2 separate regions of the Homo sapiens genome follow, and region 1 is linked to region 2. Evidence: chromatin loops called from intact Hi-C (ENCODE). Cell type or tissue: GM12878. All regions are shown on one strand. Each heading gives the region's core, and the rest is flanking DNA. Links, peaks and the distances in the headings are about the cores only.

Region 1 (2,935 bases), core at 229-2,728, 180 kb before region 2:
GTTGGTAATTATCTCTTCAGTTCTGTGTAATACGCAGTTATATAAGGTTGGTGCACCGACCAAATACAAATATTGTATTATTTTTCTAGGACTGCAAACTGGGTATTTAGACACACAGGTAGCCTCAGGTATTTCTTGGCTTTTAGATGACTGTCTTCTCCCTGTGCTTTACATTGTTTTCCACTTATGGTTCTCTTTGTGTCCAAATCTTTCTTTTTTAAGGAATCCAGCAATATGTATCAGGGCCTATTCTAATGAGCACATTTTAACTTGACTGCCTTTGAAACGATACTGTTTTCACTAAATATCTCATTCTGAATACTGAGGAATAAGACTTCAACGTTTCTTTTTTTGGAGGATACAATGTATCTTATAACATCATTCATGGAGTTCTTAATTTTGGTTAATTTTTCTTTTTTTTTTTTTTTTTGGCCAGAGTTTCAATTCAGCTCTTTAAAAAGAAAAAAAGTGTAATTTCCTTTTTATAGTTTCCAGTTCTCAGCCAAAATTATTCATTTTTAACAGTTAATTTACTAAACATTTTAAGCATACTTGCTTTACAGTGTTAACAAAAAAAACCAAGAGATTTGTGGAGGAGTTTGTGAAAAATCTATGTATATTTTTGAGGGAAGTTAAGCACTTGTGTAACAGCTTAACGTATGTAGCATACATTCTACATTCACTTTGCAGTGGGATTTCAATATCAAAATAAGGGAGATTTTGGCTCAATATGTCATATGGTGAACTACTGGGCACAAAGGAGGTTTTTGCATATCCTCTATAAGCCAGTGGAAACTGGCTGGAGATTTGTGGCAGTTTATCATGAAAGAAAGTTTGTAAGGCTCATCCTTAGTCTATTGAAAGTTGTGGCAGGACTGCAAAGCAGGAGAAGGTATCAGAATGGTAAGGAGAAAAGCCTGCATTGGGTGGTCTTTAAGCAGGAAGCTACAAGTTTTTTAATTAGCAGGTTCCAGGTGGTCAGTCAGCCACCACCAGGTGTTCTGTCTGAGGTCAGTTGGGGAATTTTCAGCCGTAGCTGTTTTGACATGTTTTTGAGAAATCGGTTCTGCTTAATTACAGGAATAAAAACCTTGTGACAGGTAGTGACATGTATTTTCTTTGTGAGCCCAGGGATATATGACCAGCTTCTCACCCTGTCGTGGCCATTTGGTTCTGTTTTGTAGTTTCAGTATGTCTCTTTTTAGCCAGAGAGTTCATTGTGTTTGTCTGCTGAGGTGTGTTTTAACAATAGTCAGTATACTAATTTCAATACCAAGAGTCATTGTAGGTTAGTTTTCACTGACTTTCTTTTTTGATTGTTTTCATTTATATTCAATTTTTTCTTGTCTTTGGTTAACATTGTTTTGCCTAAATAATTTTGGAAACAAGGCTAACATTTTCTTTTTACTGAGGGAATTTTTATCTGATTATATAAGGTATTTGTTGGCACAAGCAATCAAGTGGGTGTATCCACGTAAATATAAACAAAAGGTAGACTATAAGAAAAAATGCATCATTATTAGATATAGAGAATACCACTAACTAATTTTAAGAGCATTAGTGAGACAAAAGATTTAACAATTTAAGACACATGAATTTCTGATAGTACATGGAATAAAAACTAATTAAACTAGAGAGAGCAATTGATAAATTTCCTTCTATTGTTGGATGTTTTACCATAACTTTTTCCATATAATGAGACCCTGTCTATATCCCCAAAACAAATAAATATAAAATAATTAAAAAAATAAAAGAGACAAAAAACCAATGGTTATAGAATATTTGGACACAATACACAGGCTTAATCTAATGCAATTATAAAATATGAATGGAGCTTATTAGAGACTACATGTTCTTCTCAAGGAAATCTAGAACATTTACAAAAATTAATCCTGCACTAGACCATTAAGCAAATCCCAACAAAGTTCAAAGAACAGTTTCATACAGATAGAGGTAATATTCAAAATATTTATCAACTGTTACACCATGGGGCTGATAAATTTCAAAAGATGACTGACCACTTAGATGAATGCTTGATTAATAATTATAAAGTAATACAGTCAGCTCTTGCATAACTGTGGCTTTCCCACCACAGATTTAACAAACCATAGATAGAAAATATTTTTTAAAAAGCAATTAAAATATATAGTATAACAATTATTTTCAAAGCATTTACATTGTATTAGATATAAGTAATCTAGAGATGATTTAAAGTATATGGGAGGATGTGTGTAAGTTATATGCAAATATGATGCCATTATGTGAGGGATTTGAGCATCCACAGATTTTGGTATCAGAGGGGGTCCTGGAACCAATTCCTCAGATACTGAGGGATGACTATACATCCTGTCATGTGATACTGGCTGAACGCCAGCCCTGAAAATAGGCTTAAGTTTTTTATTATTAAACAATTAAGATAAAAATAATAAAGAAAATTCATGTATATTTGGAAACTTACAAGCATGCTTTTAAATAACTCATGAGTCAAAGAAAAAAATGAGACTTAGAAATTACTTAGAACTGAAAGATAAAAGTTCTATATTAAAATTTGGTATGCAGAGGACATCTACTGTTGTTTATGATGGAATAGTAGGTGGTAGACACAATGATCTCTCTCCTTTTTCAAATTCTTTCTTCCCTTATTTTCTGAGAAAACGTTCTCAGGTTTCTTTTTTACTTCTGTTGCTGCTTTAGCACAGTCTTACTTTCCAGATCTTTCGCTGTATTGTCTAAATGTCGGAGTTCCCCACAGCTCAGTTCTTAAATCTCATCTCTTTTCCCTCACTATACTCTCCCCCTTGGTTATTTCATCCAGCCTCAAGGTAGTAAGTGTAATCTATGTGCTTAAGGCCACCAAATAAATACCACTAGCCAGCTCTTCTCCCCTGATCATCAGGACAAAATATCAACTGCCTGCTTGGTACCTTTGCATGAG
Region 2 (2,935 bases), core at 235-2,734:
CAGCCATGAGTTTTCTAATACATCCTCAGGAGATTTTTATAGACAGGTAAAATCACATGAGTTTTCCTGTTTTCTAATGTACAATATATTGGGGTAGATCTCACTTCACATTCCGCACATTGGCTACCTGTCTACCTGCTGCAATCTGAGCTCCTTAAAGACAAGAAATATGTCTTATCCACGTTGATATTGCTTTTGCCTGACATAGAATTAACAATTAATAGATGCCAAATTCTTAAATAAATGAACTAACAAATTAGGGGGAGCTAAATAAACTACATAGGCTCAGGAAAGCAATATAGGGTATATTATAATTGAGGTAAATTTTTAATTATATATATTTGCAAGGAAAAAGCATCAAATAATTTTTAAAATTGAAAAATACCAAGCATTTGTGTGCATTATGTCTATGTGACAGATGTTGCAAGTGGGCATAAGGAGGAGAGTGACAGTTGACCAACCTCAGTGGTAACAGATATTCACCAAGGTTATTTCTTGTTAAACAAGGAAATATTTGTATTACAGATAAGAGTTATGCACACAATTGGACAATTTCCTTTAGAAAAAAGAGCTACATAGATATGATTATGTAATCAAGCGTCAGAACAAAATGTTTCTAAACTGGCTAAATGCTTGTATTCCAGCATATTTTCTTTTTTCTAAATTATGATATATATTTTTATTTCTCAGTATTACCCTGAATTTATCTTACCTTAGAGACTTGTTTTACATATTCATAGGATTCTAAATATATTTATAATTCGGTATTCAAAAATATATTAAAAATAAAAATATACTAGACAGTGCATTCAACATCCTGAGAATATATGTATATAATTCATCAACTTGATAATTTAAACATACTAAAAGCCAAATATTTATTATAGACTTTATATAACACCTTTATTGACATGTAATTCACATACCATAAAATTTACCTTTTTAAGATGTACAATTTGGTGCTTTTCAGTATATTCACAACATTGCACAGCTATCACAACTATCTAATTTTAAAACATTTTACCATTTCAAAAAAAACCTTGTAAGATTAGTAATCACTCTTCATTCTCCCCTTCTCCCAGCCTCTGGCAACCACTAAACTACTTTCTATCTTTTAGATTTAATTATTCTGAGTACTTTATATAAATGAAATTGTACAATATGTGGCTTTTTATGAATGCTTTCTTTCACTTAGCATCATGATTTCAAGGTTCGTTTGTGCTCTGCTCTATGTCACTACACTTCTTTTACTAACTGAACAATATTCTATGCTATGGATATATCACCTTTTGTTTATACTTTCACCATTTGACACATTTTTGGGTTGTTTTCAATTTTTAGCTATTAAAATGATGCTGCTACATAAACCTACAGGCCAACTCACAGATATAAAACTTGCTATATATGATCTAATATGGAGGTATGTTTTCAGTTTTGTTGTTTATATGGTTAGATGAGTAATTGCTGGGTCATATGGTGGTAAATCTATATTCAACATTTTGAGGAACTGACAAGCTGTTTTTCAAAGTGGCTGCACCATTTCATACTTTCACAAGTAATATATGTGTATTCTGATTTCTCCACAAACTCATCAATACAGGTTATGTCTGTTTTTTTTTATTTTTAGTCATCCCAGTGTGTGTAAGTGATATGTTATTGTGGCTTTCATCTGAATTCTCCTAATGACTTGTCATCCAAAAGACCACCAGTATGGCAAAATAGTAGAAAGAAGAGTTTTACTGGCAATATCAGTTTGTAAACAGAGAAGAGACAGTCTCTAGCATGTACCAAAGATGTTATCTTCAAAGAGAAAAAAGCCAGGTGGGTTTTTATGCCTCACAAGATCTGAATTACGCAAAAAAGTGATACTATTTAGCGGGTTTGGGTGAAAAGCTGTACGTATTTAAAAGAGAAGTGGAGTGTTTGTGCAATGGGGAAACATGTACCTAACATATATCCCATGTTCTCCTTGGGGCAGGCTTTAGCATTAAAATGAGGTGGAATTTGGCTCTTTACATCAAAAGATGAACTATAGAACACAAAGGCAGTTTGTGTGAAGTTTCTACAAGTTGGCTGAAACTGGCTTAAGGTCTGCAGCAGCTTATCAGAAAACAGCCTGAGACCAGTCCTCTGTTCAGCGCTGTAGTGGTCTGGGTTGTAAATCAGAGTTAGGAAGGGTCTGACAATTTGCCTGATAGATCCTATTGGTTAGCAAGAGTGTGGTTTTACTTGTAGTCATAGAGACTTAGGAAGTTGCCATGCCAGCTCATCTCTGAACCCTGGTAACTTTTGTTTCCTTAACCTTAGAGTCCATATTAGTTGATAAAGGGGTATTTGTTTTGGTGTCTCAGATCACACAGACTACTGATGTTAAACATTTTGCGTTTGCCTATTGGTCATTTGTATCTGATTTAAATAAATGTCAATTCACATTATTTCACATTTTAAAATTATGTTTTAATTGTTGGATTGCATTCATTTATTTTGTATTCTGGATATAATATTCTTATCAGACATTTGATATGTTAATCCTATGTATCAATTTGGGGAGTATTTTACATCTTAACAATATTATGTCTTTCAATTCATGAACACAGGATGTCTTTCTAAGTCTTCTTTAATTTCTTTTGATGAAAGTTTATAGCTTTCAATGTACAGACTTATACATCTTTTGTTAAATTTATTCCCAAGTATTTTACTTTTTTGATGCTATTAAAAATTGTTTTCTTAATTTCCTATTCATATTGCCCATTGCAAATTTATAGAAATACAATTGGCTTTTGTATATTGAGCTTGCATCCTGCAACCTTGCTGAACTCATTTGTCAGTTCTAATAGTTGTTCAGTGGATTCCTTAAGATTTTCCATGTGCAAGATCATGCCATCTGCAAATAGGGATATTTTAAATTTTAGACCTTTCTATTTTTCTTGCCTAA

Evidence for each region. A loop is a pair of places that touch in the nucleus more often than their neighbours do. Peaks named below come from ENCODE experiments on the same cell type or tissue, not always from the same donor. Only the 100,000 strongest peaks of a DNase experiment are listed, where the experiment ranks them.
Region 1: it touches region 2 in a loop (3-fold over the local background); 1 of 110 quality-filtered maps calls a loop at or near these places.

What each region holds. Positions count from the first base shown.
Region 1 is chr4:166,660,583-166,663,517 of GRCh38, reverse strand. No RefSeq gene overlaps it. Among named protein-coding and RNA genes, the nearest start is that of SPOCK3, 570 kb to the left of the region's middle. RefSeq lists an enhancer at 971-1,030. In GM12878, for the core only: no CTCF peak of the experiment used is centred there; a DNase peak (open chromatin) is centred at 1,187; H3K27ac peaks cover 1,951 bases.
Region 2 is chr4:166,480,524-166,483,458 of GRCh38, reverse strand. No RefSeq gene overlaps it. Among named protein-coding and RNA genes, the nearest start is that of TLL1, 610 kb to the right of the region's middle. In GM12878, for the core only: no CTCF peak of the experiment used is centred there; a DNase peak (open chromatin) is centred at 1,518.